Regions from separate parts of the Homo sapiens genome. Here region 1 is linked to region 2. A link is an interaction called in ENCODE POLR2A ChIA-PET data of the cell type or tissue named here. Cell type or tissue: K562. All regions are shown on one strand. Each heading gives the region's core, and the rest is flanking DNA. Links, peaks and the distances in the headings are about the cores only. Region 1 has its middle 15 kb from the start of MAPK1. Region 2 has its middle 8.1 kb from the start of YPEL1.

Region 1 (15,465 bases), core at 4,647-9,646, 140 kb after region 2:
GTCTCGCTCTGTCGCCCAGGCTAGAGTGCAGTGGCGCGATCTCGGCTCACTGCAAGCTCTGCCTCCCGGGTTCATGCCATTCTCCTGCCTCAGCCTCCCGAGTAGCTGGGACTACAGGCACCTGCCACCACGTCCGGCTAATTTTTGGTATTTTTAGTAGAGACAGGGTTTCACCGTGTTAGCCAGGATGGTCTTGATCTCCTGACCTCATGAGCCGCCCGCCTCGGCCTCCCAAAGTGCTGGGATTACAGGCAGGAGCCACCACGCCCAGCCATTTCTTTCTCCTAAACCCAGATCAATCTTTCCACAACAAATCTGACTGTCCCTCCTCCTCTTCTTCTTCTTCTTTTTTTTTTTTTTAATTTTTTAGGAGACAGGGTTTTGCTCTGTTGTCCAGGCTGGAGTGCAGTGGTATAATCATAGCTCACTGCAGCCTTGAACTCCTGGGCTGAAGCCATCCTGCTGCCATAGCCTCCCAAGTAGCCAGGACTACAGGCACGTACCACCATGCCTGGCTAATTTTTAAAAGTTTTTGTAGAGACAAGATCTCACCGTGTTACCCAGGCTGGTTTCAAACTCCTAGCCTCAAATGATCCTCCCATTTTGGCCTCCCAAAGTTCTAGGCTTACAGGCATAAGCCACCACGACTGGCTGTCCCTCCCCTTCTTTTTTTTTTTTTTTTTTTTTTTTGAGGTGGAGTCTTGTTCTGTTGCCCAAGCTAGAGTGCAGGGGCACAATCTTGGCTCACTGTAACCTCTGCCTCCCAGGTTCAAGCAATTCTCCTGCCTCAACCTCCCAAGTAGTTGGGACTTCAGGTGCATGCCGCCATGCTCAGCTAATTTTTTGTATTTTAGTAGAGACAGGTGTTGCCCAGGCTGGTCTCGCACTCCTGAGCTCAGGCAATCCACCGCCTCAGCCTCCCAAAGTACTAGGATTACAGGCGTGAGCCACTGCACCCAGCCTGTCCCTCTCCTTCTTAAGTGGCTCCCCATCACACTCAGAGTGAGAGCTTTGCTGGCTACCTCTCCACCCTAATCTCCTCTTCTCTCCCTGACCCTTGCTTTCCACGCACCAGCCATGCTAATCTACCCTCAGTACTCTCGTGTCTTTTGGTTTTAGCATGTATCAGTCTCCCTCCCTGTAACATGTTGTCTCTGCGCTATTCCAGCATTGGTGGACATTTAAAACTACCACACTGTTATGGGATGATGCGTCTGACTGTTAATTTTCTCCAGAGAGCGCCTCTTGCCTAGTTCCATGGGCACTAAGCAACCTTATGATTAGAGTTTGGGTTCACTTGTGATTTTCTGATGGGGAAAGTTCCCTGACCAGAGGACAACCCCATTTGGGTCCTATGGCAATGACTGTTCATTCTAAGATGGGGTTTAGTCTCATCGGTCTCTACTGAGTCAGGTTAGCATGAGCCAGGCCCAGAGGGAACAATCATCTAGCTCCGACAACAACAAGTTTCTGGAAACACAGTGGAGAACTAGCCTCTGGAACATGGTAAGACAATAACTAAGCTACCATCTAAGCATAAGGCCGACTACCTGAATGTCTTTCTTACTGACTCAATACGGTGGCAATAATTCACAGATCTGCAGAATCTTAGAAAACAATGGACATCTACCCAGCATTGACTCCTCCTTCTGGTAGCAGCAACCTAGATTTTTTTTTTTTTGAGATGGAGTCTTGCTCTTGTCATCCACGCTGGAGTGCAATGGCACAATCTTGGCTCACTGCAACCTCCGCCTCCGGGGTTCAAGTGATTCTCCAGCCTCAGCCTCCAAAGTAGGTGGGATTACAGGCACTCACCACCATGCCCAGCTAATTTTTGTATTTTTAGTAGAGATGGGGTTTCACCACGTTGGCCAGGCTGGTCTCAAACTTCTGACCTCAGTTGAGCTGCCCACCTCGGCCTCCCAAAGTGCTGGGATTACAGGCATGAGCCACCATGCCTGGCCAACCCAGTTTTTATTTGGTGACCTGTCCCTTCTGCACTCATGTAGTTTGAAGGGCTGGCCTCATCCCCAAGTTCAAGAGAACCATGTGACCCAGGGCTCCCTAATCAGAACACAGACATTGGTTCAAAGGATGGGCATGTGACCTGATTCAAGCCAATGATATTCAGCTCAGACTTTTGCAGAAACTATTAGGAAAAAGGTGTTCCCTTTTTGCTGGGGTGGTGGGAAGTGAATGTGAGTCTGTGGCCAGACATGCCACGATGCAAGAAACACCCTCCGAGAGGAAGACAGAGATGAAGACAATTCCTTCCTGCTGCAGTTTGAGGCTGTATATAGCTAAGCCTGAACTTTAGGTTTCTGTCACTTAAAGCCATAAGAGTTCTGACTAATGCACTACCCAATTAACTCATTTTTCTGCAGAAATTGCTCAGAACTGTGCAATAAATTGTGAGACATGAATCAGAAACTCATGAATGATGAAATGAGAGAAAAGAACTGGCAATGAGCCTTGAAACTAGCTAAAGATAGAGAGATAACGGAATAAAAACACCACTCAGTAGAGACTGATACTGATAAGTTGAAATAATTGTTGCTATGGTAACAAACAAAATGCAAAATAAAAAGTTGAGAACGAAGATCTTTAAAAATAGGGTTTTAAACCTGAGATTATGCAGTGGAAACCAGGGGAGAAGAAAGAGGATAGAAAAGCCAGAGACTATGTCTTTGTTTTATGTAACATGAGGATAAAAGTTATTTAAAAAAATATATAAGTTCATATAATTTTTCAGTGTAAAAAGCCTTATGTATACCTTATAATTCATTACATGAGACGAAAGGAACAACGTAATTCATACAGCAAAAATCAAGAGTCTTAGGAAGTATACTAGATACTTTCCTCACATTTGTAAATTAAAAAAAGAAATGGCAAGAAATTATAAACAAGAATATCAAAACACCAGAAAATTAGAAAATTAGATGAGCAAAGGTTAGATTACGTATAACAAGCCAAATGTAAACAAGTAAAAATGTAAACTTCTAAAATTACTATTTAAAATATTAAAACTTCAGATCACATCAAAAAGCAAACTGAATATATACTGTTGTTTAAAAAGATATGCCTATTTATGTGTGTGTATATATATAGTATGTATATGCATATATATACATATTAGTAGTATGTATACTAATAATATATATAATATAAAAAGGCTTTGTTACTGGACATGGTGGCTCACACCTGTAATCCCACTGCTTTGAGAGGCTGAGGTGGGAGGATTACTTGAGGCCAGGAGTTCAAGACCAGCCAGGTCAACATAGCAAGACTCTGTCTCTACAAAAATAAAAATTAAAAAATTAACTGAGTGTGGTGGTACACACTTGTAGTTCCAGCTATCCAGGAGGCTGAGGCAGGAGAATCCCTTAAGCTCAGGAGTTAGAGGCTGCGGTAAGCTATGATCACATCACTGCACTCCAGCCTGGCCAACAGAGCAAAATCCTGTCTCAAAAAAAAAAAAAGGCATTGTGAAACTAAAGGCACCAAATAACATAACAACACAAAACAAGAAGCAGAGCCGGGTGTGGTGGCACATACCTATCGTCCCAGCTACTCAGGAGACAGAGGCTGGAGGATCACTTAAGACTATTAAGACTGGAAGTTTGAAGCTGTAGTGCCATATGATCATGCTTGTGAATATGCACTGCATTCCAGCCTGGGCAACATAACAAGATCTTGTCTCTTTAAAAAAAAAAAAAAGTCGGCCGGGCGCGGTGGCTCACGCCTGTAATCCCAGCACTTTGGGAGGCCGAGGCGGGTGGATCATGAGGTCAGTAGATCGAGACCATCCTGGCTAACAAGGTGAAACCCCGTCTCTACTAAAAAAATACAAAAAATTAGCCGGGCGCGGTGGCGGGCGCCTGTAGTCCCAGCTACTCGGGAGGCTGAGGCAGGAGAATGGCGTGAACCCGGGAAGCGGAGCTTGCAGTGAGCCGAGATTGCGCCACTGCAGTCCGCAGTCCGGCCTGGGCGACAGAGCGAGACTCCGTCTCAAAAAAAAAAAAAAAAAGTCTATAGGAACACAGCTAATAGAAACACAGTTATAGGCTGGGCTCAGAGGCTCACACCTGTAATCCCAGTGTTTTGGGAGGCCAAAGCAGGAGGATTTCTTGAGGCCAGGAGTTACAGATCATCCTGGGCAATGTAGCGAAGCCCCTCTCTAAAAAAAAAAAGTTTTAAAAATTAGTCACGTGTGGTGGCATGCATCTGCAGTCCTATCTACTTGGGAGACTGACATGGAAGGATGGCTTGAGCTCAGGAGTTTGAGGCTGCAGTGAACTATAATTATAGTAAAATATGATATACCATTATCAGACTGTGACATATAAACAAAAATAAAGATGAGCTAAACAGCAGAATTAGTAAGGTATAAAAACTTACGCTGTGTCCTCCACCTACATAAAATACATCACCACCACTCCCAGTATCTCTGGAACATTGACAACAACTTATCCTTTACTGGACCACAAAATTTGTTTGTTTGTTTTTTTTTTTTTTTGAGATGTAGTTTCGCTCTGTTGCCCAGGCTGGAGTGCAGTGGCACGGTCTCAGCTCACTGCAACCTCCATCTCCCTGGTTCAAGCAATTCTCCTGCCTCAGCTTCCCAAGTAGCTGTGATCACAGGCACCCACTGCCACGCCCTAAGTTTTGTATTTTTAGTAGAGACTGGGTTTCACCATGTTTGCCAGGCTGGTCTCCAACTCCAGCCCTCAGGTGATCTGCCCACCTCGGCCTCCCAAAGTGCTGGGATTACAGGCATGAGCTACCACACCTGGCCCACAAAATTTTTTAATAAATCCAAATAAGCAAAAATTGTTGAGGTCAAATCCTCTGATCACAGCACAGTTTAACAAATGAACAATCATACGAAGTTTAAAATTAACAAACATCCTACTAAGTGCTTTATTAGAACATTAGCAGACATTCTACTAAGATTTCAGTCAGATGGCCGGACGCGGTGGCTTACACCTGTAATCCCAGCACTTTGGGAGGCCGAGGAGGGCGGATCAACTGAAGTCAGGAGTTTGGAGACCAGCCTGGCCAACATGGTGAAACCCTGTCTCTACTAAAAATACAAAAATTAGCTGGGCGTGGTGGTGCATGCCTGTAATCCCAGCTACTTGGAGGAGGCTGAGCGAGGAGAATCACTTGAACCTGGGAGGCAGAGGTTGCAGTGAGCCGAAATCGCGTCATTGCTCTCCAGCCTGGGCGACGAGTGAGACTCCATTTAAAAAAAAAAAAAGGTTTCAGTCGGGAAGCCAGGTGCAGTGGCTAGCACCTATAATCCCAGCACTTTGGGAGGCTGAGGCAGGTGGATCACTTGAGGTCAGCAGTTCAAGACCAGCCTGGCCAACATGGTGAAACCCAAATTAGCCAGGCGTGGTGGCAGGTGCCTGTAATCCCAGCTACTTGGAAGGCTGAGGCAGGAGAATCACTTGAGCCCAGGAGGCAAAGGTTGCAGTGAGCCGAAATTGGGCCGTTGCACTCCATCTTGGGCGAGTGAGACTCTGTCTCTCAAAAAAAAAAAAAAGGTTTCAACCAGAAAGGAAATAATACAGTAACAGGCCAGGAGCATGATGGCTAACACCCGCAATCTCAGCCCTTTAGGAAGCAGAGGTGAGAAAATTGCCTGAGGCCAGGAGTTTGAGACCAGCCTGGGCAACAAAGTGAGACCCTGTCTCTAAAAAAATTCAAAAAATAGGCCGGGCACGGTGACTAATGCCTGTAATCCCAGCACTTTGGGAGGCTGTGGTGGGCGGATCACGAGGTCAAGAGATCGAGACCATCCTGGCCAACATGGCAAAACCCCGTCTCTACTCTAAATACAAAAATTAGCTGGGCATAGTGGCGTGCGCCTGTAGTCCCAGCTATTCAGGAGGCTGAGGCAGAATTGCTTGAAACCAGGAGGCGGAGGTTGCAGTGAGCCAAGATCATGCCACTGCACTCCAGCCTGGCAACAGAGAGAGACACCATCTCAAAAAGAAAAAAAACAGAAAAAATTTTTTAAAAAAATTAGCTGACTGTGGTGGTGCATGCCTATAGTCCCAGCTGCTCGGGAGGCTGAGGGTGGAGGATCCCTGGAGCCTGGGAGTTCCAAGTTACAGTGAGCTATGATTGAGGCTCACTGCATCCTCAACCTCCTGGGCTCAAGCCATCCTCCTACCTCAGTCTCCCAAGTAGCTGGGACTACAGGTGTGTGCCACCATGCCCAGCTCATTTTTTTATTGTTTGTAGAGACAAGATCTTGGTATGTTGCCCAGGCTGGTCTCAAACTCCTAGGCTCAAGCAATCCTGCCTTGGTCTCCCAAAGTGCTGGGATTATAGGTGTGAGTCACTGTTCCCAGCCGAGACACTGTCTCATAAAAAGAAAAGAAAAGAAAAAAAAAAAAAAGGCTGGGTGCAGTGGTTCACACCTGTAATCCCAGCACTTTGGGAGGCAGAGGCAGGCAGATCACCTGAGGTCAGGAGTTTGAGACCAGCCTGACCAACATGGCAAAACGCTGTCCCTACTAAAAACACTAAAAATTAGCTGGGCGTGGTGGCAGGCACCTGTAATCGCAGCTACATGGGAGGCTGAGGCAGGGAGAATTGCCTGCACCTGGGAGGCAGAGGTTGCAGTGAGCTGAGATCATGCCACTGCACTCCAGCCTCGGCAACAGAGCAACACTTTAAAAAAAAAAAAAAAGAAGAAGAAGAAAGAAGGAGAGATAGAGAAAAGCAAAGAGGAGAAGAGAAAAGAAAGAAAAGAAAAGAGAGAGGCTGGGCATGGTGGCTCATGCCAGTAACCACAGCACTTTGGGAGGCCAAGGTGGGCGGATCACGAGGTCAGGAGATCAAGACCATCCTGGCTAACATGGTGAAACCTTGTCTCTACTTAAAATACAAAAACATTAGCCGGGCGTGGTGGCGGGCGCCTGTAGTCCCAGCTACTTAGGAGGCTGAGGCAGGAGAATGGCATGAACCCAGGAGGCGGAGCATGCAATGAGCCGAGGTCGTGCCACTGTACTCCAGCCTGGGTGACAGAGCGAGACTCCGTCTCAAAAGAGAGAGAGAGAGGGAGGGAGGGAGAGAGAGAGAGAAAAAAAAAAGAGAGATGCAGTAACACTCTTTGGAAAATCATGAAAATAATACAACTACTACTACAAACTTGGAAGACAATTCCTTTAATATTAGGCTGGGGTGGCCCCTGGCATTGATATTATATAACATTGCTTTGGCCCAAATAAGAGCAGCTGCCTTTTATCTCCTTTTCGGGGTTCCTCTTATCTGCCCATTCCTTAAATTCTAGTGTGTCCTCCCCTTACCAGTTAGAATCTTTCAGCTGTAAGTCCAAAAAGCCCTAAGTCAAACACGAACAGGACCAGGGTGAGCTGAGTGAGGCACCTGGGGTGTACATTTAAGGAGATGCTCACTCTCAGGGTTGGCAAGTGTAGCATCAGCATCCGAGAGTGAGCACCTCCTTCAATATTCTGTCCTAGGTGCTCAACTAGGACACAACTTTGGTTCTGGCCAAACTCAGTTGGTACAAACAGTAAAGGCACATGCTTTCTCATCTAACACAGGTAGGGGTCTGACTCCTCTTCTCTGCTCTTTTTGAGGCACTGCCCTCCTCTCTGTGTTGGCATTATCCTCAAGCAAGTCGGGAGGTGGCTGTAGTGGATCCAGACAGCACGTGGTACCACACTATTCAAAGGCAGAAAGGGACTGTCCCTCTGGGAGCCTCCTCAGGAGTAAGAAGCCCCCCAGCAGCAGCAGTCTTCCCCTCATGCTTCACTGGCATGCTAGGTTGCATGCCCACCCTATCTAATCACCATTTCTACTTATAGTATTTTCTAGTTTTTTTTGTTTTTTGTTTTTTGTTTTTTTTGAGAGGGAGTCTTGCACTGTCACCCAGGCTGGAGTGCAATGGCGTGATCTCAGCTCACTGCAACCTCTGCCTCCCAGGTTCAAGCAATTATCCTGCCTCAGCCTCCTGAGTAGCTGGGATTACAGGTGCCTGTCACCATGTCTGGCTAATTTTTGTACTTTTAGTAGAGTCAGGGTTTCGCCATGTTGGCCAGGCTGTTCTTGAACTCCTGACCTCAGGTGATCCACCTGCCTCAGCCTCCCAAGTATTGGGATTACAGGCGTGAGCCACCGTGCCCGGTCGAGAACTGTTCTTAATTTAAAAAAATGAATTAACTTACAGTAAAACTGACTTTTAAAATGTACACAGTAGTAGTTCTATTAGTCTTTTGGTTTTTGGTTTGTGTTTTTTTTGAGGCAGAGTCTCACTCTGTTGCCCAAGCTGGAGTGCAGTGGCATGATCATGGCTCACTTCAGCCTTGACCTCCTAAGCTCAAGGGATTCTCTCACCTCAGCCTCCCTAGTAGCTAGGACTATAGGCATGTAACACCATGTCCAGCTAATTTTTTTTTTTTTTTATTGATCATTCTTGGGTGTTTCTCGCAGAGGGGGATTTGGCAGGGTCACAGGACAATAGTGGAGGGAAGGTCAGCAGATAAACAAGTGAACAAAGGTCTCTGGTTTTCCTAGGCAGAGGACCCCGCGGCCTTCCGCAGTGTTTGTGTCCCTGGGTACTTGAGATTAGGGAGTGGTGATGACTCTTAACGAGCATGCTGCTTTCAAGCGTCTGTTTAACAAAGCACATCTTGCACCGCCCTTAATCCATTTAACCCTGAGTGGACACAGCACATGTTTCAGAGAGCACAGGGTTGGGGGTAAGGTCACAGATCAACAGGATCCCAAGGCAGAAGAATTTTTCTTAGTACAGAACAAAATGAAAAGTCTCCCATGTCTACCTCTTTCTACACAGACATGGCAACCATCCGATTTCTCAATCTTTTCCCCACCTTTCCCCCCTTTCTATTCCACAAAACTGCCATTGTCATCATGGCCCGTTCTCAATGGGCTGTTGGGTACACCTCTCAGACGGGGTGGTGGCCGGGCAGAGGGGCTCCTCACTTCCCAGTAGGGGCGGCCGGGCAGAGGCGCCCCTCACCTCCCGGACGGGGCGGCTGGCCGGGCGGGGGGCTGACCCCCCCACCTCCCTCCCGGACGGGGCGGCTGGCCGGGCGGGGGGCTGACCCCCCCACCTCCCTCCCGGACGGGGCGGCTGGCCGGGCAGAGGGGCTCCTCACTTCCCAGTAGGGGCGGCCGGGCAGAGGCGCCCCTCACCTCCCGGACGGGGCGGCTGGCCGGGTGGGGGGCTGACCCCCTCCCTCCCTCCCGGACGGGGCGGCTGGCCAGGCGGGGGGCTGACCCCCCCACCTCCCTCCCGGATGGGGCAGCTGGCCAGGCAGAGGGGCTCCTCACTTCCCAGTAGGGGCGGCCGGGCAGAGGCGCCCCTCACCTCCCGGATGGGGCGGCTGGCCAGGCGGGGGGCTGACCCCCCCACCTCCCTCCCGGACGGGGTGGCTGCCGGGCGGAGACGCTCCTCACTTCCCAGACGGGGTGGCTGCCGGGCGGAGGGGCTCCTCACTTCTCAGACGGGACGGCTGCTGGGCGGAGGGGCTCCTCACTTCTCAGACAGGGCGGTTGCCAGGCAGAGGGTCTCCTCACTTCTCAGACCGGGCGGCCGGGCAGAGACGCTCCTCACATCCTGGACGGGGCGACAGGGCAGAGGCGCTCCCCACATCTCAGACGATGGACGGCCGGGCAGAGACGCTCCTCACTTCCTAGATGAGATGGCGGCCGGGAAGAGGCACTCCTCACTTCCTAGATGGGATGGTGGCTGGGCAGAGACGCTCCTCACTTTCCAGACTGGGCAGCCAGGCAGAGGGGCTCCTCATATCCCAGACGATGGGCGGCCAGGCAGAGACGCTCCTCACTTCCCAGACGGGGTGGCGGCCGGGCAGAGGCTGCAATCTCGGCACTTTGGGAGGCCAAGGCAGGCTGCTGGGAGGTGGATGTTGTAGCGAGCCGAGATCACGCCACTGCACTCCAGCCTGGGCACCATTGAGCACTGAGTGAACGAGACTCCGTCTGCAATCCCGGCACCTCGGGAGGCCGAGGCTGGCGGATCACTCGCGGTTAAGAGCTGGAGACCAGCCCGGCCAACACAGCGAAACCCCGTCTCCACCCAAAAAATACGAAAACCAGTCAGGCCTGGCGGCGCGCGCCTGCAATCGCAGGCACTCGGTAGGCTGAGGCAGGAGAATCAGGCAGGGAGGTTGCAGTGAGCCGAGATGGCAGCAGTACAGTCCAGCTTCGGCTCGGCATCAGAGGGAGACCGTGGAAAGAGGGGAGAGGGAGAGGGAGAGGGAGCTCTTATTTTTATAAAGCTAAAAATATCAATTGTACAAACACCCTAGGGTAGGGAAAAAAAACAAAAAAAACCTCTATTCTAGATAGTAACCAACTTTATCCTAAATGTTGTAAATCTGGCAAAATTTAAGGAAATATGCTGGATAGAGTCCTTGAATACATTTACAAAGATTCCACTTTAACAAATAACATTTAAAGTTAGATGGCTAGGCGCGGTGCCTCACGCCTATAATCCCAGCACTTTGGGAGGCTGAAGCAGGCGGATCACTTGAAGTCAGGAGTTTGAGACCAGCCTGGCCAACATGATGAAACCTGTCTCTACTAAAAATACAAAAATTAGCTGGGTGTGGTGGCGGGTGCCTGTAATCCCAACTACTCGAGGAGGCTGAGGCAGGAGAATCACTTGAACCAGGGAGGCAGAGGTTGTAGTAAGCTGAGATCACGCCACTGCACTCCAGCCTTGGTGACAGAGCAAGACACCAGCTCAGGGGTGCTCCAGTTCCCTTCATCAAAGATATCCCCCAGGATGAAGACGACTTCCGGCTGCAGCAACCACAGAGCTGTCTGGAAGGCTCTCTCCATCTGCCATTCCCTTCGTAATTTGTCCAGCCAGTGGCCTAGGAATTCCCCAAGCAAATGGGTGTCAGCCAAAAACATGGCTTTGAGCACAGGCTCACGTGTGGTCTGTTCACCATCAGAGGCTGTGGTTTTCACTTCAGGCCAATTACACTGAAAGATCGCTAAGTAATAGATTAAAAATTCACAAAATAGAAGCACAGCAAAGACAACAGCTATGAGTTTCAACAGCAATGAACTCTTCCTCTTTAATGGATGAAAATTCTGTCTTCCAAACCCCAATTCGATCATCGCCATTTCTCAAGCAACAACAAATCCATCAAGGGTTCACCACGAGAAAACTGCAGAGCCCTGGGGAGGGTGATGGCATTCAGGTCTTAGCTGGGCACCTATAATTTTCCAGGAAAATCACCAAGTCACCTCATCTTTTAAAGACAGAGAGATTGGTACGAGGCTCTAAGTTGGCATCTGCTCCCCAAAATCAGAATTCATTTATAATAGCCATGCTTTCCAGCTCTGCGCACAATGCCAGGCAGATGGGGAGCACCGGGCGGTGCGGGAGCCCTTTCACCAGGGCAGGGTGGCTTCAGTGGCCAAGGGACCCGGGAACTGCCGCTAATTTTTGTATTTTTTTGCAGAGACCGGATTCCACCATGTTGCCCAGGCTGACCTCAAACTCCTGGTCTCAAGTGATCCACTTGCCTTGCCTTGGCCTCCCAAAGTGCTGGGATTAAGTTCTGAGTCTTAACACATGTATAGAGTTAGTAACTATCCCTACAATAAAGCTATACAAGACTTCATCACCATCCTCCACCCAAAAAACTCCCTTGTGTTGTCCCTTTATAGTCATATTCTCCCCTACCCTGAAACCCTAGCAACCAACCCATTGGTCTGTTTGCTATCACTATAGTTTTGTATTTTCAAGAATGTAATATATATATATGGAATTATAAAGTGTCTTAGTTTGGGCTGCTGTCACAAAATACTATACGCTGGTGGCTGAGACAGCAAGCATTGATTTCTCATGGTTCTGGAGGCTGGGAAGTACAAGATCAAGGCACTGGATGACCTGGTATCTCTTAAGAGCCCACTTCCTGGCTTGCAGACAGCTGCCGTTTCACATATACTCACATGGTCAAGAGACAGCTGATCTCTCTTGTGTCTCCTCTTTAAGAGCACGACTCCTTTTCTTTTTTTCTTTCTTTTTTCTCTTTCTTTTTTCTTTTTTTTCTTTCTTTTTTCTTTTTTTGAGACAGAGTCTCACTCTGTCACCCAGGCTGGAGTACAGTGGCATGATCTCGGCTCTGCAACCTCCACCTCCCAGGTTCAAGCAGTTCCCTTGCCTCAGCCTCCCGAGTAGCTGGGACTACAGGTGTGTGCCACCACATCCAGCTAATTTTTGTATTTTTTAGTAGAGACGGGGTTTCACCATGTTGGCCAGGATGGTCTTGATCTCCTGACCTCGTGATCTGCCCGCCTTGGACTCCTAAAGTGCTGGGATTACAGGCATGGACCACCGCGCCCAGCCACACAATTTGTGTATCCTTTCAGCAATGGAAGGACATTGGTTGTTTTCCAGTTTGGGGCGGTTATGAATACAGCTGCTCTAAACATTTATGTATAGGTTTTTATATGATCATAAGTTTCATTTCTCTAGAGTAAACACTCAGGAGTGGGACTGCTGGATGATATGGTAACTTTATTGAAAAAAAAAAAAAAAAAGGCCCAGCGCGGTGGCTCACGCCTGTAATCCCAGCACTTTGTGAGGCCGAGGCGGGCTGATCACGAGGTCAGGAGATCGAGACCATCCTGGCTAACACAGTGAAACCCCATCTCTACTAAAAATACAAAAAAATTAGCCGGGCGTGATGGCAGGCGCCTGTAGTCCCAGCTACTTGGGAGGCTGAGGCAGAAGAATGGCGTGAACCCGGGAGGCGGAGCTTGCAGTGAGCCAAAATCACGTCACTGCACTCTAGCCTCGGCGACAAAGCGAGACTCCGTCTCAAAACAAAACAAAACAAAACAAAAACTTGGTCGGGCACGGTGGCTCAGGCCTGTAATCCCAGTACTTTGGGAGGCTGAGGTGGGTGGATCATGAGGTCAGAAGTTGGAGACCAGCCTGGCCAATGTGGTGAAGTCCCATCTCTACTAAAAATACAAAAATTAACTGGGCATGGTGGCAGTTGCTTGTAATCCCAGGAGGCTCAGGCAGGAGAATCACTTGAACCTGGGAGGTGGAGGTTGCAGTGAGCCGAGATCGTGCAATTGCACTGCAGCTTGGATGACAAGAGTGAAACTCCGTCTCAAAACAACAACAACAAAAAAAAAAAACTTGCCAAACTGTTTTTCAGAGTGATGGTGTATTTTATATTCCCCACTTATGGCATTGTCAATATTTTTTATTTTAGCTATTCTAGTAGATGTGTGTAGTGGTATCTCCTATGTTTTCTTTCTTTCTTTTCCTTTTTTTTTTTTTTTTGAGATAAGGTCTCACTCCATCACCCAGGCTGCAGTGCAGTGGCACAATCATGGCTCACTGTAGCTTTGACCTCCTGGGTTCAAGGGAATCCTCCCCTCTCAGTCTCTTGAATAGCTGGGACTACAGGTGTACACCACCATGCCTGGCTAATTTTTGTATATTTTGTAGAAATGAGGTCTCACTGTGTTCCCCAGGCTGGTCTTAAACTCCTGGACTCAAGCAATCCTCCAATCTTGGCCTCCCAGAGTTCTAGGATTACAGGCATGTGCCACCATGCCCAGTCTATGTCTTATTATGAAGGTTTTACAGTTTTACATTTTACATATAGGTCTCTGATCCATTTTGAGTTAATTTTTGCATAAGATATGAGGCTTTAGATTGAGGATCATTTTTCTGCCTATGGAGGTCCAATTGTTCCAATACCATATGTTGAAAAGACTAGTCCATCGAATTGCCTTTGCAGCTTTGTAAAATAAATCAATGGACAGAAGATGACATCAGGGAACATGGTAGAGTAGGGATCTATGGGAATCTTTCTGCCCATGGAAACAATAATTGGAGGAGCAGAAACTGCCTGAAGTAACTATTAGGTTGGTGCAAAAGTAATTGCGGTTTTTGCCATTACCGCAATTACTTTTCCACCTACCTATATTTTGGAATTCTGTGATGTAGTAGAATACTTGCATCGACCAGGAGAAAGTTTGATGAACAGGTGGGTAATTTTTTTTTTTTTTTTTTGAGACAGAGTGTCACTCTGTGACCCAGGCTGGAGTGCAATGGCACGATCTCTGCTCACTGCAACCTCTGCCTCTGGGGTTCAAGTAATTATCCTGCCTCAGCAATCCCAAGTAGCTGGGATTATAGGCACCCGCCACTATGCCTGGCTAATTTTTTGTATTTTTAGCAGAGACGGGTTTCACCATGTTGGTCAGGCTGGTCTCGAACTCCTGACCTCATGTGATCCGCCCGCCTCAGCCTCCCAAAGTGCTGGGATTACAGGCGTGAGCCACCGTGCCTGGCCTGTCTTAGTCACCATGCCTGGCTAATTTTTGTAGTTTTAGTAGAGACTGGGTTTTTCGCCACGTTGGCCAGGTTGGTCTTGAACTCTTGGCTTCAAGTGATCTGCCTGCCTGAGCCTCCAAAGTGGTGGGATTACAGGGGTTAGCCACTGCGTCGGCGAGGCGGGTAAAATTTTTTTTTTTTTTTTGAGACAGAGTTTCACTCTGTTGCCGGGCTGGAGTGCAGTGGAGCAATCTTGGCTCACTGCAACCTCTGCCTCCTGGGTTCAAGCAATTCTTCTGCCTCAGCCTCCCAAGTAGCTGAGACTACAGGCGCGCACCACTACGCCCGGCTAATTTTTATATTTTTAATAGAGACGGGTTTCACCATGTTGGCCAGGATGGTCTCGATCTCTTGACCTCGTGATCCACCTGCCTTGGCCTCCCAAAGTGCTGGGATTACAGGCTTGAGCCACCGCACCTGGCAGAGGCGGGTAAATTTTGATTTTACTTTTTCACATAGCAGGGGCTGCCATCTCTTATCCCCCAACCCCATGACAGGCAGCTGTGGGGACTGCAGTTCCCCATTCCTGGTGCAGCTTGCTGGACCTGGGGTGAGCAATAAGGACCTTGTCTTCCAAAAGTCAGAGTTGTGGGTTCTGATTATTGATTGTTGTTTTTGATTGCTGAGAGGCCAGCACAGAAGTTGGCCATTGTTTATATATCCACAGGCTGAAGCAACTTACCAAACATGAGGGGATTTAAAGAAACAGGACCTAGGTACTTTTTCCCTCTTGAGAACCAGACATTTAAAGAAATCTCTCATCAGGTCACTGGCTGACCCCAGAGACAATGGAAGAAAAATTTCAGTGAAAACACACAAGGAATACTTGCTTTACAAAAATAGCTTAGAAAAGTCACAAAAGGATGGTTCCAGCCATCAACAAGCAAAACCCAGCAATTCCTGAGGAGTGAGAGAATTAAGACTGCAGAACTACCACAACATAAGGCTCAGAATGTCCAGTTCACAGTAAAAAAAAAAACTACAGAATAGGCCAGGCGCGGTGGTCATGCCTGTAATCCAGCACTTTGGGAGGCCGAGACGGGTGGATCACGAGGTCAGGAGAT
Region 2 (15,465 bases), core at 6,108-11,107:
GGGCTGGCGGTGGTGGTCACTCGTTCCTCCGGCTCGCGGGGATGGGCCGAGGGCGTGCAGGGCCCGCAGCTCCAGAGGCTGAGGCGAGCTTGCGCGCAGCCTCCTCGTCCAGCGCCGTGCACGTACCGCCCGTCCGCGCGGTCGGCCGCGTTGTAGGGGACGGACGTGGAGGCCGAGGCGAGCTTGTGTGCGCCTGACCAGGGCCCGCCTTGGCCGGACCCCTCCGCGGCCGGGTCCCCAGAATGCGGTCGTCCGTGCTGTCCCGTCCCCACCACCCTCTCTGAACCCAAGGACCTAACCCCCTAGGACCCCCTCGCCACGGAGGACCCCCCGGGTCTGCGTCTGGCCCCTCGCTCTGCTCCAGGACTGCCGCGTCAGACCCTACAGAAAGCCCCTTCCTCTGGGTAGTGCTCCCGACGCCCCGGCAGCCTGCGCCACCCCCACGCCTCTAATGTCACTGTTTTCTTGGTTCCGTATCCCTTCTTTAAAAAAATATATATTATTTGAAAATAGATATGTATTATTTGAATATATATATTTGAAGGCTGGGTGTGGTGGCTCACGCCTGTAATTCCAGTACTTTGGGAGGCCGAGGCAGGAGGATCATTTGAGCCCAGGAGTTCAAGAGCAGCCTGGGCAACATAGTGAGACACTGTACCAAAAAAAAAAAAAGAAAGAAATTAGGCATGGTGGTGCACACCTGTAGTCCCAGCTACCTGTGAGGCTGAGGCGGGAGGATCACTTGAGCCCAGGAGGTCGAGGCCTCAGTGAGCCATGATCGCGCTACTGCACTCCAGACTGGGTGACAGAGCGAGACCCTTCCTCTTGAACAAAAAAAAAAAAAAAGAAAAGAAAAAAACCAAGAAAACAACAAAACCTCTATTGAGGTCACAATGTATATAACATTGTTATCAGCGTCCTCTGGACGTATTCTCTTGTTTTCTGCAACCCACTGTGTATGTAAAGATCTCTTCAAGTCGCTAAATGTACACCTGACTCATAACTTAGATTGTGGCTGGATGTTGCCTTTTTTTTTTTTTTTTTTTTTTTCCTTGAGACAGGAGTCTCGCTGTGTCGCCCAGGCTGGAGTGCAGTGGTGTGAGCTTGGCTCACTGCAACCTCCTCCTCCTGGGCTCAAGCGATTCTCCTGCCTCAGCCTCCCCAGTAGCTGAGACTACAGTTGCCCGCCACTAGGCCCGGCTAATTTTTGTATTTTTAGTAGAGACGGGGTTTCACCATATTGGCCAGGCTGGTCTCGAATTCCTGACCTCAAGTGATCCGCCTGCCTCGGCCTCCCAAAGTGCTGGGATTACAGGCATGAGCCCACGCGCCCGGCCCCATTTAACTATTTTAAAGTGTACAGTTCACTGGTATTAAATACATTCATAATGTTGTGCAACCATCATCATCATCCCTCTCCAGAACTCATCTTGCCTAAGTAAAGCTCTGGACTCAAGAAACAATGACTCCCGTTTCCTTCTACCCCATGCCCCGCACCACCCCATTCTACTTTCTGTCCCTATGAGCTTGACTGCTCTAGGTGCCTCACATAAGTGAAATCATCTAGTATTTGTCTTTTTGTGGCTTACTGTGACTTTTGTGGCTCATTTCACTTAGCATAATGTCTGCAAGGTTCACCGATGGTGTAGCACTGTCACAGTTTCCTTCCTTTTTTTAGGCTGAATGATATTCCATTGTATGTAGATACCACATTTTGTTTCTCCACGCATCTGTCAGTGGACACCTGGCTTGCTGCTTCCATACTTTAGCTATTGTAAATAATGCCACTATGAACTTGATGGTACAAACATCCCTTGGCACCCCTGGTTCCAATTATTTTGGGTATATACCCAGAAGTGAAGTTGCTGGATCATATGGTAGTTCTATGTTGAATTTTTTAAGGCGATTACATACTGTTTCCCAACGTAACTGCACCATTTCACATTCTCTCCAACAGTGTACAAGGCTTCCAGTTTCTGCACATCTTCACCAACTGTTATTTTCTGTTTTTTGACAGTGGCCAGCCTGGTGCATGATGGGTTTGGTTTGCACTTGCCTCGTGATTAGTGGTGTTGAGCATCTTTCCGCGGACTTGGTGGCGTCAAGTGTTGTTAACTATGACCACGTGACCACATGACCTATTTCATTTTATCTGTACAACGTTTCTGTTTGGGGTGATAAAAAAATTTGGAATTGGTAGTGGGAATGGCTGTACAACAATGTGAATGCCACTGAATTGCACCCTTAAAATTGTTACAATGGGCCGGGTGTGGTGGCTATGCCTATAATCCCAGCACTTTGAGAGGCCCAAGTGGGCAGATCACCTGAGGTCAGGAGTTCAGGACAAGTCTGGCCAACATGGTGAAACCACCGTCTCTACTAAAAAAAAAAAATGCAAAAAAAATTAGCTGGGCGTGGTGGTGTGTGCCCGTAGTCCCGGCTACTCAGAGGCTGAGGCAAGAGAATCGCTTGAACCCAAGAGTTGGAGGTTGCAGTGAGCCGAGATGGAACCACTGCACTCCAGCCTGGGCAACACAGTGAGACTCTGTCTCAAAAAAAAAAAAAAAGTTAAAATGGTGAATTTTGTTATGTATATTTTACCACAATAAAAGTAGTAAAAGAAAGTCTACATTGTGATCTAGTACACATTTGGATGAACAAAAAGTTTCATGATTTAATACATACTCTTATTTATTTTGGGCAATGCCCTAACATTTCTATCCTCCTCTGTTTTTATTAACAAAATCCCAGGCACGACCTTCTGGGTGGCCTTGGGCAGCACCATCAGCCAGGCCTGCAGCCTGCCACCCCCGCCTGCCTTGTGGTCGCACCATTTATAATCCACTTTCCCACAGCCCACTCAGGAACACCACCTTCAAGCTCCAGGGCTCCCTCCCTTTAGCGTCCCAGCTCCATGCCTCAGCATGCCCTCCCACTGGGGGCTGCCCTCCCCCATGCCCACTTCCTCCCTAACCCCTTTCCCACACCCCACCCTCGCCTGTCCTGGAGAAATTCAGCCCCCTCCCCCAACTGGGAAACGCACCACTGCAGCTGGCTGCTTACTTTGGGGACACCAGTTTCTAGGGAAGCCTAGTCCTCCTGAAAACCCTCCGCCTGCTGCACCTCCGGGTCTGTGCAGGTTCCACCATCCTGGAAGATGATATCATGCCTCCTCCCCTCTGCTAACTCTGTGTCCAACTTTACAGAGAACATAGAGATGGGAGAGGACTCCTCCCTGCCCCCACTGCTAAACATCCCATCCTAAACATCTGCCCTGCCTGCTGCCATGAACACGTGGCTCGCCCTTAGTCCTGCCCCCCACGGCTTACTGGGCTGCCCCATCAGGGTAGGAGCCGTGCTCTCAGCTCCACGTACCCTCTTTGGCTATGCCCACCTGCTCTGCAACTCTTCAGGGCAAGATGACACAGAAGGGCCTGGCCTGGGCGCCTCCCATGCCCACCTCCCATTCTCAGGGTTCCATCCCAACCGCTCCAACATCATGTCGCAAAACATCATGTCGTCACATCTGGGCTCAGCCTATACCTTACTGGATGGTCCTACTAGCATTTCCTACAGTGGGGCGCTTTTTAAAAACACTTTCTTCACTTAGATTCTGGGGCTCCACTCTCTTCCTCACCAGCCTCCATTTCCCCACCTGCCCTCACCCTCCTGATGTTGGAGGCCCCAAAAGTTCAGCCCTTAGGTCTCCTCCCTTCCCTCCACTGGCCTGACAGGTGATCTCCACCAAGCTCATTGGCAGTGGAAGACCACATGGAGCCTGCTACTGATCAAGTGTGTTCCTCACCAACCACAGTGGCTCATGCCTATAATGGCAGTACTTTCGGAGGCTGAGGCAGGTGGATCCCTTGAGCCCAGGAGCCCAAGACCAGACTGGGCAACATGGTAAAACCTCCTCTCTCTCTCTGTGTGTGTGTGTGTGTGTGTGTGTGTGTGTGTTTAGCCAAGTGTGGTGGCCACACGCCTGTAGTCCCAGGTACTTGGGGGGCTCAGGAGGGAGGATCGCTTAAACCTGGGAAGTTGAGGCTGCAGTGAGCACTCCAGCCTGGGCAACAGAACAAGGCTCTGTCTCAAAAAAAAAAAAGTGTGTTCCTCAGCACAAACCCTCCTCTGACCCCCGAGCTCTCACCTACAGCTGCCCACTCGCAGTCTCACTTGGAGGTCTACACTTTAAACTCAACACATACCAAACCAAGCCTCTGTCTCCACCAGCTCAATTAAGGGCATTGCCATTTTTCAGGCACAGGCCAAATCCTCAGAGTCCTCCTTGACCCCTCTCTTTCCCTCACATCCCAGGTCCAATCCCTCAGCAAGTTCCCAGGCTTCCACTGCTGTCACCAGCACCCAGGGCCTGAGCCACTCTCATCTCTTGTCTAGATTATTGTTATTGCTCAAGTCGCCTCCAAATTACAAACTTTGCCTCCTTAACTTTATTCTTCACTGACTGATTCTTTGAGAACAAAAGCCAGATGTATACCTCCTCGAAAGCCCCAGGTAAAAGCTAGAGTTCATTAATGGGCTGAAGCGATTTGGCTCCTTCCTCTCTCTCCTCCTCCATTTCCTATTACTGCCCCTGCAAGAGTTTAGCCAACTACAAAGCACAAAGTTTTTGTTTGTTTGTTTGTTTGTTTGTTTTTTGAGACGGAGTTGCTCTGTTGCCTAGGCTAGAATGCAATGGTGTGCTCTCGGCTTACTTCAACCTCCACCTCCTGGGTTCAAACAATTCTCCTGCCTTGGCCTCCCAAGTAGCTGGGGTTACAGGCGCCCACCACCACGCCCCCTTAATTTTTTTTATTTTTATTTTTTTTAGTAGAAACGGGGGTTTCACCATGTCGCCGAGGCTGGTCTCAAACTCCTGACCTCAAGTGATCCTCCCACCTCGACCTCCCAAAGTGCTGGGATTACAGGTGTGAGCCACTGCGCTGGGCCCAGAGTTTGTACTGGGTCTCCACATAGGCGTGGGTGATGGCCCAGGAGGAGGAGCTCAGACTCCAGTCTCTCGGTGTGACCCGAAGCGCCACTTCCCTCTGGCAAGACACCTCCAGGACTTGGTGATCAGCTCCCAGAAGCAGGTGCGCAGGCCAGCCCTCTCCCTGGGCAAGGAGAAACCCTTTGCTCTGTCGTCCCCCCATGGACTGCTCTCAGGACGCTCCCACGCCCTTGCTGTTCCCTTCCCTGCAAGGCTCCTCTTCTGTCAGCATCCTGGTCCCAGGGGCCCTCTCTCTGCACACTCAGGACTGCACCCTCCATGCTCTCTTCTCCTTGCATTGGTCTGTATATTTCCCCTTCGCTTGGTTATTGTCGTCTCTCCTCCCCTCCCCAGGATGCGAGCAGGGGTTGGGGAGAGGCCTTGGTGTGTTCTCGGCCGATCGCTGGTGCTGAGAGTGTCACTGACAGCCACTGGGCAGGATGGCTGAGGATTAACTAAGACCCAAGATGCCAGGCACGGTCCATGCTTAGGAAATGCCAGCCTTCCTCCAGGTGCCCAGCTCCTTCCAGGGCAGCATTTCTTGGGAAGAGGCAGGACTGAGGGATAGCAGCAGTGGCTCAGTGAAAGTCCAGAGCTGAGAAAATAGATTTGTACCAGGGAGTTGCCCCACAGTGTTCCCCGGTATCGAAAAACAGCCGCCAGCCAGCAGGCTGTGTGGTTATCCACTCGAAGCCCAACATGGGTGAACAGACCAGGCTACCTATTCCAGGCATGGATAGGAATATGGAGCCCATGAAATTGCTGCAGGGTCGGTGCCCATCACAGGCTCTGCAGCCCTGCACAGAATGACAGCATGTGTTGACTGATGAGGTGGAACCAGACCCGCCTGAGGGCTGAGACACAGTGGAGGCTGAAGACTCCTTAGGGGATCCTGTCTGACTGGGTGTTACAGGCTGACTGTGTCCCTCACATGTGACTGCATTTGGAGAGAAAGTATTTAAAGAAAACATTAAGGTCATGAGGTTGGACCTTAACCAATATGACTAGTGTCCTTATAAAAAGAGATTAGGTGGCTGGGCATGGTGGCTCATGCCTGTAATCCCAGCACTTTGAGAGGCCAAGGCCGGCAGATCACCTGAGGTCAGGAGTTCGAGACCAGCCTGACTAACATGGTGAAACCCTGTCTCTACTAAAAATACAAAAATTAGCCGGGTGTAGTGGTGGGCGCCTATAATCCCAGCTACTTGGGAGGCTGAGGCAGGAGAATCGCTTGAACCCAGGAGGCGGAGGTTGCAGTGAGCCGAGATTGTGCCATTGCACTCCAGCCTGGGCAACAGAGCGAGACTCCAGATAAAAAAAAAAAAGAGAGAGATTAGGCAAGACATGGTGGTTTATACCTCTAATCCCAGCTCTTTGAGAGGGCCAGTCGGGAGACCCCCATCTCTAAAACAAATTATTTTTTTTGGACACAGGGTCTTGCTCTGTTGCTCAGGCTGGTGTGCAGTGGCACGATCATGGCTCACTGCAGCTTCAGCCTCCTGGGCTCAAGCGATCCTCCCACCTCACCCTACCAAGTAGCTGGGACTATAGGCAGGCACCACCATGCTCCACACCTGTAATCCCAGCACTTTGGGAGGCCAAGGTGGGCAGATCACCTGAGGTAGAGAGTTTGAGACCAACCTGGCCAACGTGGTGAAACCCTCTCTCTATTAAAAATACAAAAATTAGCCGGGCGTGGTGGTGCACATCTGTAATCCCAGCTACCTAGGAGGCTGAGGCACGAGAATTGCTTGAACCTGGGAGGCAGAGGTAGCAATGAGCCCAGATAGTGCCATTGCACTCCAGCCTGGGCGACAGAGGGAAGCTCTGTCTCAAAAAAAAAAAAAAAAAAAAAAAGTTTCTATGTTGCCCAAGCTGGTCTTGAACTCCTGGGCTCAAGTGATCCTCCCACTTCAGCCTCCCAAAGCACTAGGATTACAGGTGTGAGCCACTATACCTGGCTTTTTTTTTTTTTTTAATTAGCTGGGTGTGTAGCACATGCCTGTAGTCCCAGCTACTTGGAAGGCTAAGTTGGAAAGATGGCTTCAGCCCAGGAGTTCAAGGCTGTAGTGAGCTATGATTGTGCCACTGCATTCCAGCCTGGGCAACAGAGCAAGACCTGTCTCTTAAAAAGAAAAAGAGAGATTGGCCGGATGCGGTGGCTCACGCCTGTAATCCCAGCACTTTGGGAGGCCAAGGCGGGTGGATCACAAGGTCAGGAGATTGAGACCATTCTGGCCAACATGGTGAAACCCTGTCTCTACTAAAAATACAAAAATTAGCTGGGCGTGGTGGCTCGCATCTGTAGTTTCAGCTACTCAGGAGGCTGAGGCAGGAGAATTGCTTGAACCCAGGAGGCAGAGGCTGCAGTGAGCCGAGAGCGCACCACTGCACTCCAGCCTGAATGACAGAGTGAGACTCCATCTTAAAAAAAAAAAAAAAGAGAGAGAGAGACAGATTAGGACACAGACACGCACAGAGGTATGACCATGTGAGCACACAGGGAGAAGACGCCATCAACAAGCCAGGGAGAGAGGCTGCAGAAGAAACAAACCCTTCTGATGCCTTGACCTTGGACTTCCAGCCTCCAGGACTATGACAAAATAAATTCCTGCTGTTCAAGCCGCCCAGTCTGTGGTACTTTGTTACAGCAGCCCAAGCTGACTAATATACTGGATTTTGGGGGTAGAAAGATACTTACAGCAACTCTCCTCAAGGGTCGCCCAGCCTGCCTTCCACCCAAATCCTGCCTAAATCCTTCGGGTTGGCCAAAATTAAGCTGCTTGCCTTGGTGTAACTTCAGCGCGGGCTAGTAGAATTGCTGTGGACAGACAGGGAACTTAACCTCCTGGGTGCCAGTGGTCTCCTCGGCCAAGTGAGAGGCCGTGCTGTGCGGAGTGCCCTCCAGAGCCCCTGGAGTCTAAAGTTCTGTGACTTGCTAAGACTTTCCTTTATGATTGGAAAGCCCATTAGGAAGCAGGCAGGTGCTGTTGGCATAGCAACCACAAGCCGTCTTATGTTCTTTCCAAATTAAAAATTTTCCAGCTTTAGAACTGAGGAGAGAAAGATGTAAGAGCAGAGATGAAATTAAGTTATTGATGGAAGCGGTTGCCATGGCATTGTGCTGTCCTTGGAGTCTGCCAGCTGCCACTTGATTTCTCCATTTTTCGTGCAAACGAAGGAGTCCAAGAGAAGATAAGGACCAGCCTCCCACAGTGAGGGAGAAAAACAAAACATATGTGTTCATTAGAAAGAGTTGACTCATGATGGGAACCTAAACAATATTTTAAGAGTAGCAGCTGGGCGCAGTGGCTCACACTTGTAATCCCAGCACTTTGGAAGGCTGAGGTGAGCAGATCACGAGGTCAGGAGTTCAAGACCAGCCTGGCCAACATGGTGAAACCCCATCTCTACTAAAAATACAAAAATTAGCCGGGCTTGGTGGTGCATGCCTGTAATCCCAGCTACTCAGGAGGCTGAGGCAGGTGAGTCCCTTGAACCTAGGAGGCAGAGGTTGCAGTGAGCTGAGATTGTGCCATTGCACTCCAGCCTGGGCAACAAAGCCAGACTCCATCTCAAAAAGCAAGCAAACAAACAAACAAAAACAGAGTAGCTATACACCCAATGTGCAGGCCTTCTCAAAACTTACGTGAATCACCTGGGGATTTTGTTAAAATGTGGTTGCTAAAATGGTAAGTCTGGGGTGTGGCCTGAGATTCTGCATTTTAGGCCGGGCACGGTAATCCCGCCTGTAATCCCAGCACTTTGGGAGGCCAAGGTGGGCAGATCACTTGAGGTCAGTAGTTCGAGACCAGCCTGGCCAATATGACAAAGCCCCGCCTGTACTAAAGTACAAAAAAATTAGCCAGGCATGGTGCCACATACCTGTGGTCTCCTCAGCTACTCGGGAGGCTGAGACATGAGGATTGCTTGAACCTGGGAGGCAAAGGTTGCAGTAAGTGGAGATTGCGCCACTGCATGCCAGCCTGGGTGGTGCAATCTTGGCTCTGTCTTAAAAAAAAAAAAAGATTCTGCATTGTATTGTATTGTATTATTTATTTATTTTTGAGACAGGGTTTCACTCTGTTGCCCAGGCTGGAGTGCAGTGGCACAATCACCGCTCACTGCAACCTTCGCCTCCCAGGCTCAAGTGATCCTCCTGCCTCAGCCTCCTGAGTAGCTGGGACCACAGGTGTGCACCACCACACCTGGCTATTTTTTTTTGCATTTTTTGTAGAGATGGGGTTTTGCCATGTTGGCCAGGCTTTTCTCAAATTCCTGGACTCAAGTGATCCACCCGCCCAAAGTGCTGGGACTACAGATGTGAGCCACTGTATCCAGCCCATTATTTTAAATTGTGGTAAAATACACATAGCATAAAATTTACCATCTTAGACTTTTTTTTTTTTTTTTTTAAGGGATGAAGTTTCATTCTGTGGCCAGAGTGCAGAGGTGCAATCACTGCTCACTGCAGCCTTGACCTCCCGGGCTCAAGCAATCCTCCCATCTCAGCCGCCCGGGTAGCTGGGACTACAGGTCCGTGCCACTATGCCCAGCTAATTTTTTATTTTTATTTTTGTAGAGATGGGGTCTCCCTATGTTGCCCAGGCTGGTCTCAAACTCCTGGGCTCAAGCAATCGTCCTGCCTTGGCCTCCCAAAATGCTGGGATTATAGGCATGAGCCACTGCACCTGGCCCACGTTAAGCCTTTTTTAAGTGTACAGTTCAGCAGCGTTAAATGTGTTCACACTGTGCACATCCAATCTCCAAAACACTTTCCATATGGCAAAATGGAAACTGTAACTATTAAATAACAACTCCTCATGTCCCCCTCCCCACAGAGAGTCTGCATTTACGACCACGTGATGACAATGGTGCTGGTCTGTGGCTCACATTTTAAGTGTCAGCTGTCCTTCGGAGCCTTTCTTGGTACCAGGGGCTGAGGTAGGTGCCAGGCAGGCCAGAGTGAACAGGCCATACACTGTGCTTCCCAGGAACTTCCTGGCAAGTGGGGCAAGACACGGGGTGATGAAACTTCAGAGGAGTGGACAGGCTACCTCATTCACACGTGTGACTAGCGTTTGCATGGCGCAGGGAGGATGGAAGCATGGATGGTAATGTGGAGACACTCAGTGACTGCCGCATTTACTTGCTAAGTTTGCTGGACCATTCCCTCATGCTGGCATGTGGGCATTGAAGGCTACTCACCTTATTTTTGCTATTATAAATAATGCTGGTATAAACATCTTTGTATATGTGGCTGTTTCCTCTTGAATTTTTGTCAAGAGAAAAAAAATCTCAGGAATGGAATGACGGAGCCAAACTCATCTTCTTGTTAGCTCCGGTTCCATCTTCCAGATCCCACTGTATTCCTCTACGGTGCTGTTAACAACGCTAAAGGGGATGGATTTCTTTATACCTTTATGGCATTTGGCGGTTATTTTTATTTTATTATTATTTTTTATTTTTAGAGATGGGGTGTCACTCTGTCACCCAGTCTGAAATGCAGTGGCTTGATCCTGGCTCACTGCAGCATTGACATCCTGGGTCAAGTGATCCTCCTGCCTCAGCTTCCCAAGTAGCTAGGACTATAGGTGTGTGCCACCATGCCTGGCTAATTTAAAACAAAATTTTTTTTTTCTTTTTTTTTGTAGAACGGGGCTTGCCATGTTGCCCAGGCTGGTTTTGAACTCCTGGTCTCAAGTGATCCTCCTGCCTTGGCCTCCCAAAGTGCTGGACATTTGGCTTTTATAAGTTCTCTTTTGCTGAAAACCAAAGTAAGGTATATACAAAATGGCACTTCATCTTTAATTTGCGTTTCCCTGTTTACCAACAGTGGATGCTTTCCTCATGTAAGCAGACAGTTTTCTTTCACTGACCATCAGTTGGGGAGGAGGCAAGGTGTCTGTAGTTTCATGATTCTTTACATGTTTTGGAATGGACTTTTCTTATTGGCCACTCACAACAGATATGTCCCCAGGCCCCCGGCCCTCTGTACTGTGGTCATTGTTGGCATATGTGAAATCAGATACAAGATATTCCTCTAGTCCTCTGGTTTGTCCAAGACACTGGATTAATGGTTTCTCCAAGCACACCTAGTGAGCGAATACCCTGACCTTCTGGATTCATCTGTTAGGAAACGCATTGGGTAACAGGTATGGGAATGGGGGTGACTTCCAGTTTCAGTTCCAACATGTGAAGTCATCGCTCCTGCCCTTACATCAAGAACATAACTGAATAAAGTGAAAAGTCAATGGTTTTCTTAGATCCATCAGAGAACTGAGGCCATAGGACAAGCCACCACCCCAAAAGCCAGAGAGACAGGCAAAGGCCAGAAATCACAGTTTGCTGGAAGCAGACACCACCAGGGCCAGGAGCTGGGGGGAAGATTTAAAGGACCCCTTAAATGGCAACTTAGATGAATGGCCGGATTTTGTATGAGTTTGAGAGTTAAAAACTCATTGGGGCTGGGCGCGGTGGCTCATGCCTGTAATGCCAGCACTTTGGGAGGCCAAGGCAGGTGGATCACGAGGTCAGGAGATCCAGACCATCCTGGTTAACATGGTGAAACCCCGTCTCTACTAAAAATACAAAAAAATTAGTTGGGCATGGTGGCGGGAGCCTGTAGTCCCAGCCACTCCGGAGGCTGAGAGAGGAGAATGGCGTGAACCCGGGAGGTGCAGCTTGCAGTGAGCCGAGATAGCACCACTGCACTCCAGCCTGAGCGACAGAGCAAGATTCTGTCTCAAAACAAAAACAAAAACAAAACTCATTGCGGGGGCCAGGCGCCATGGCTCACGCCAGTAATCCCAGCATTTTGGGAAGCTGAGGTGGGTGGATCACTTGAGGTCAGGAGTTTGAGACCAGCCAGGCCAACATGGTGAAACCCCGTTTCTACTGAAAATACAAAAATTAGCCGGGTGTGGTGGCAGGTGCCTGTAATCCTAGTTACTTGGGAGGCTGAGGCAGGAGAACTGCTTGAACCCGGGAGGCGGAGGTTGCAGTGAGCCGAGATTGTGCCACTGCACTGTGATGGAGAGAGACTCCGTCTCAAAACAAAAACAAAAACACCCAACAACCTCATGGGGATCCAGTCTAAGGGGGACTCTCACACTTTTGTTGGTTTTACCTCCAAGGGGCCCCACCAGGTTCTCATAGTGAAGAATGGAGGGAAATCCCTGGTGTTTGACCAGGGAGAAGGGAAAAGCAACCATTTTGAATTGTTCCTAGAGTGTTCTCAACAACAAAGACCAGCCAGCAGGAGAGAAGACCTCCCAGAGCCTTACCCAACACGGGGGAAGGGATACACCCTCTGGTTCTTGCTGGCCCTTGTGACTTACCCAAGAGGGCAAAAAAAGCTGAGATGCACCTGTGAAGGTCACAGCCCAGGGACACAGGCTTACTAAAAGACTGACAGCTAATCATGGGATTCCAGAGCGCTTCCCCTCTGTCCACACCTTGGCACCCCAACTGCAAGGCTCCCGCAAAATACAGAGGGTCACTGCTGAAAGAACCCAAGGCTCAGGCTCCACTTAAGAAAAAGTCTCCAGGGAAAAAACAAAGACAATAGGGGAAAGAGAAACAAAGACACTGAAGAACATTTTAGTCTCTGACATCTACAGCAAAACACAGCCTGTTAGCCAGAAAAACAGAAAAACTTCACACTAAAGGCCTATCCACCTCAGTGTTATTACCCAAAAGATCACATCTTTCAACAAAAAATTGTAAGGCATGCTAAAAGATAAGAAAAAAACACAGTTTGAAGAGACAAAGCAACTGACAGAGCCAGACTCAGATGTCAGAGACTTCGGAATGATCAGACTGAGAATTTAAAATACCTAGGATTAGTATGCTAAGGGCGCTAATGGAAAAAGTGGGACAGGCAAGAACAGATGGGTGATGTAAGCAGAAAAATGGAAGCCTTAAGAGAGGAGCAGGGATTTAAAATGTTTATGTAGATCTGAGCTTCTATCTTATACCATTCTCCTTCCCTCTCAAGAAGTTTTTTTTTTTTTTTTTTTTGAAACAGGGCCTCACTCTATTACCCAGGCTGGAGTGCAGTGGTGCAATCACGGCTCACTACAACCTCTGCCTCCAGGGCTCAAGTGATCCTCCCGCCTCAGCCCCGAAGTAGCTAGGACTACAGGTGTGAGCCACCATGCCCAATTTTTGTATTTTTTGTAGAGATGGGGTTTCACAATGTTGCCCAGGCTGGTAAAGATCTTATTTTAACATTTCTTATAAAGCAGTGCTACTGGCAACAATTTCCCTCTGTTTTTGCTTGTCTAATAAAGTATTTATATTTTAGAGGCAGGGGCTTGCTCTGTGGCTTAGGGTGGAGTGCAGTGGTACGATCCTAGCTCACTGCAACTTTGAACTCCTAGACTCAAGCAATCCTCCCACCTTGGCCTCCCAAAGTGCTGGGATTATAGGAGTGAGCCACTGTGCCTGGCATTTTGTTTTGTTTTGTTTCTGAGACAGAATCTCACTTTGTCTCCCAGGCTAGAGTGCAATGGCATGATCTTGGCTGACTGCAACCTCCGCCTCTGGGTTCTAGCGATTCTCCTGCCTCAGCCTCTCAAGAAGCTGGGATTACAGGTGTCCACCACCACACCTAGCTAATTTTTGTATTTTTAGTAGAGACGGGGTCTCACCATGTTGGCCAGGATGGTCTTGAACTCCTGACCTCAGGTGATCCATCCGCCTCGGCCTCCCAAAGTGCTGGGATTACAAGTGTGAGGCACCGCACCTGGCCTTGTTTTGTTTTTGAGACAGGCTCTTCCTCTGTCACTCAAATTGGAGTACAGTGGTGCCATCATAGCTCACTGCAGTCTTGAACTTCTAGACTCAAGTGATCCTCCTGCCTCAGCCTCCTAAGTAGATGGGACTACAGGGCTTGTGGAACCAAGCTGAGATTTTTTTTTCCTTTTTCTTTTTTTTTTTGGTAGAGGCAGGTCTCACTTTGTTGCCCAGGCTGGTCTCAAACTGCTGGCCTCAAGAAATCCTCCTGCCTTGGCCTCCCAAAGTGCTGGGATTACAGGCGTGAACCACTATGCCCAGCTATTTTATCTCCATTATGAAAAACAGTTTCATTGGACACAATATACTAGGATGGTGGTTTTTCTCTTTCAATACTATGTATAATCAGAGTGGTGGGAGGGGACACCCAATTGTAGAGGGTGAACTTCTTGTTTTTCACCATTAAGTATGTTAGCTGTGGGTGTTTTGTAGATGTTCTTTATCAAGCTAAGAAAGTTCCTCTCTATTCTAATTTGCTGGGAGTTTTTACCATGAATGGATGTCAGATTTTGTTGCTGAGTCTGGTCTGAAGTTCCTGGGCTTAGGTGATCCTCCTGTCTCAGCCTTCTGAGTAGCAGGGAGTACAGTTGCAAGCCACCATGCCTGGCTTCTTTCTGAATCTATCTGATCATATATGATTTTTCTTTTTTAGCCTGTTGATGTGATGATCATAGTTTATTTATTTATTTATTTTTTTGAGGCAGAGTCTCGCTTTGTCGCCTAGACTGGAGTGCAATGGTGCCATCTCGGCTCACTGCAACCTCCACCTCCTGGGTTCAAGTGATTCTCTTGCCTCAGCCTCCCGAGTAGCTGGGATTACAGGCGCGTGCCACCACGCCCAGCTAATTTTTGTATTTTTAGTAGAGACGAGGTTTTGCCATGTTGGCCAGGCTGGTCTCGAACTCCTGACCTCAGGTGATCCACCTGCCTTGGCTTCCCAAAGTGCTGGGATTACAGGCATAAGCCACTGTGCCCGGCCCTGATTTTTTTTTTTAGGCAGGATTTCACTCTGTCTCCCAGGCAGAAGTGGAGTTTTGCCGTCACCACTCACTGCAGCTTTGACTTCCTGGGCCTAGGTGTTGCTCCCACCTCAGCCTCCCGAGGAGCTGGGACCACAGGCACTGGCCACCATGCCTGGCTGTTTGTATATTTTTTGTAGAGATGGGGTTTTGCCACATTGACCAGACTGGTCTTAAACTCCTGGGCTCAAGTGATCTGACTGCCTCAGCCCTAACATGCTGGGATTACAAGTGTGAGCCTGTAAAACTGGCCTGATTTTTGAATGTTGAGCCAGATTTGCATACCAGGAATCAATCCCACCTGATCAAGACCTATACTTCTTTTTATACATTGTTGGTTTCTATTTGCTCGTATTTTACTGAGCATTTTTGCATCTATGATCATGAAAAGATATTGCTCCATAGTTTTCCTATTTATTTATTTTTTGAGACAGAGTCTCGCTCTGTCACCCAGGCTGGAGTGCAATGGCGTGATCTTGGCTCACTGCAACCTCCACCTCCTGGGTGCAATAGATTGTCCTGCCTCAGCCTCCCAAGTAGCTGGGATTACAGGCATGTGCCACCATGCACAGCTAATTTTTTGGTACTTTTTAGTAGAAACGGGGTTTCACCATGTTGGCCAGGCTGGTCTTGAACTCCTGACCTCAAGTGATCCACCTG

The links. Peaks named below come from ENCODE experiments on the same cell type or tissue, not always from the same donor. Only the 100,000 strongest peaks of a DNase experiment are listed, where the experiment ranks them.
Region 1: POLR2A ChIA-PET joins it to region 2 with 5 read pairs; 3 of 35 experiments call an interaction of 5 or more read pairs at or near these places.

What each region holds. Positions count from the first base shown.
Region 1 is chr22:21,874,517-21,889,981 of GRCh38, forward strand. It overlaps the pseudogene MPPE1P2. Among named protein-coding and RNA genes, the nearest start is that of MAPK1, 15 kb to the left of the region's middle. RefSeq lists an enhancer at 8,307-9,068. In K562, for the core only: no CTCF peak of the experiment used is centred there; DNase peaks (open chromatin) are centred at 7,521 and 7,625; H3K27me3 peaks cover 2,254 bases.
Region 2 is chr22:21,736,176-21,751,640 of GRCh38, forward strand. No RefSeq gene overlaps it. Among named protein-coding and RNA genes, the nearest start is that of YPEL1, 8.1 kb to the left of the region's middle. RefSeq lists a silencer at 1-187 and an enhancer at 10,826-10,995. In K562, for the core only: no CTCF peak of the experiment used is centred there; a DNase peak (open chromatin) is centred at 8,181; H3K27me3 peaks cover 2,942 bases.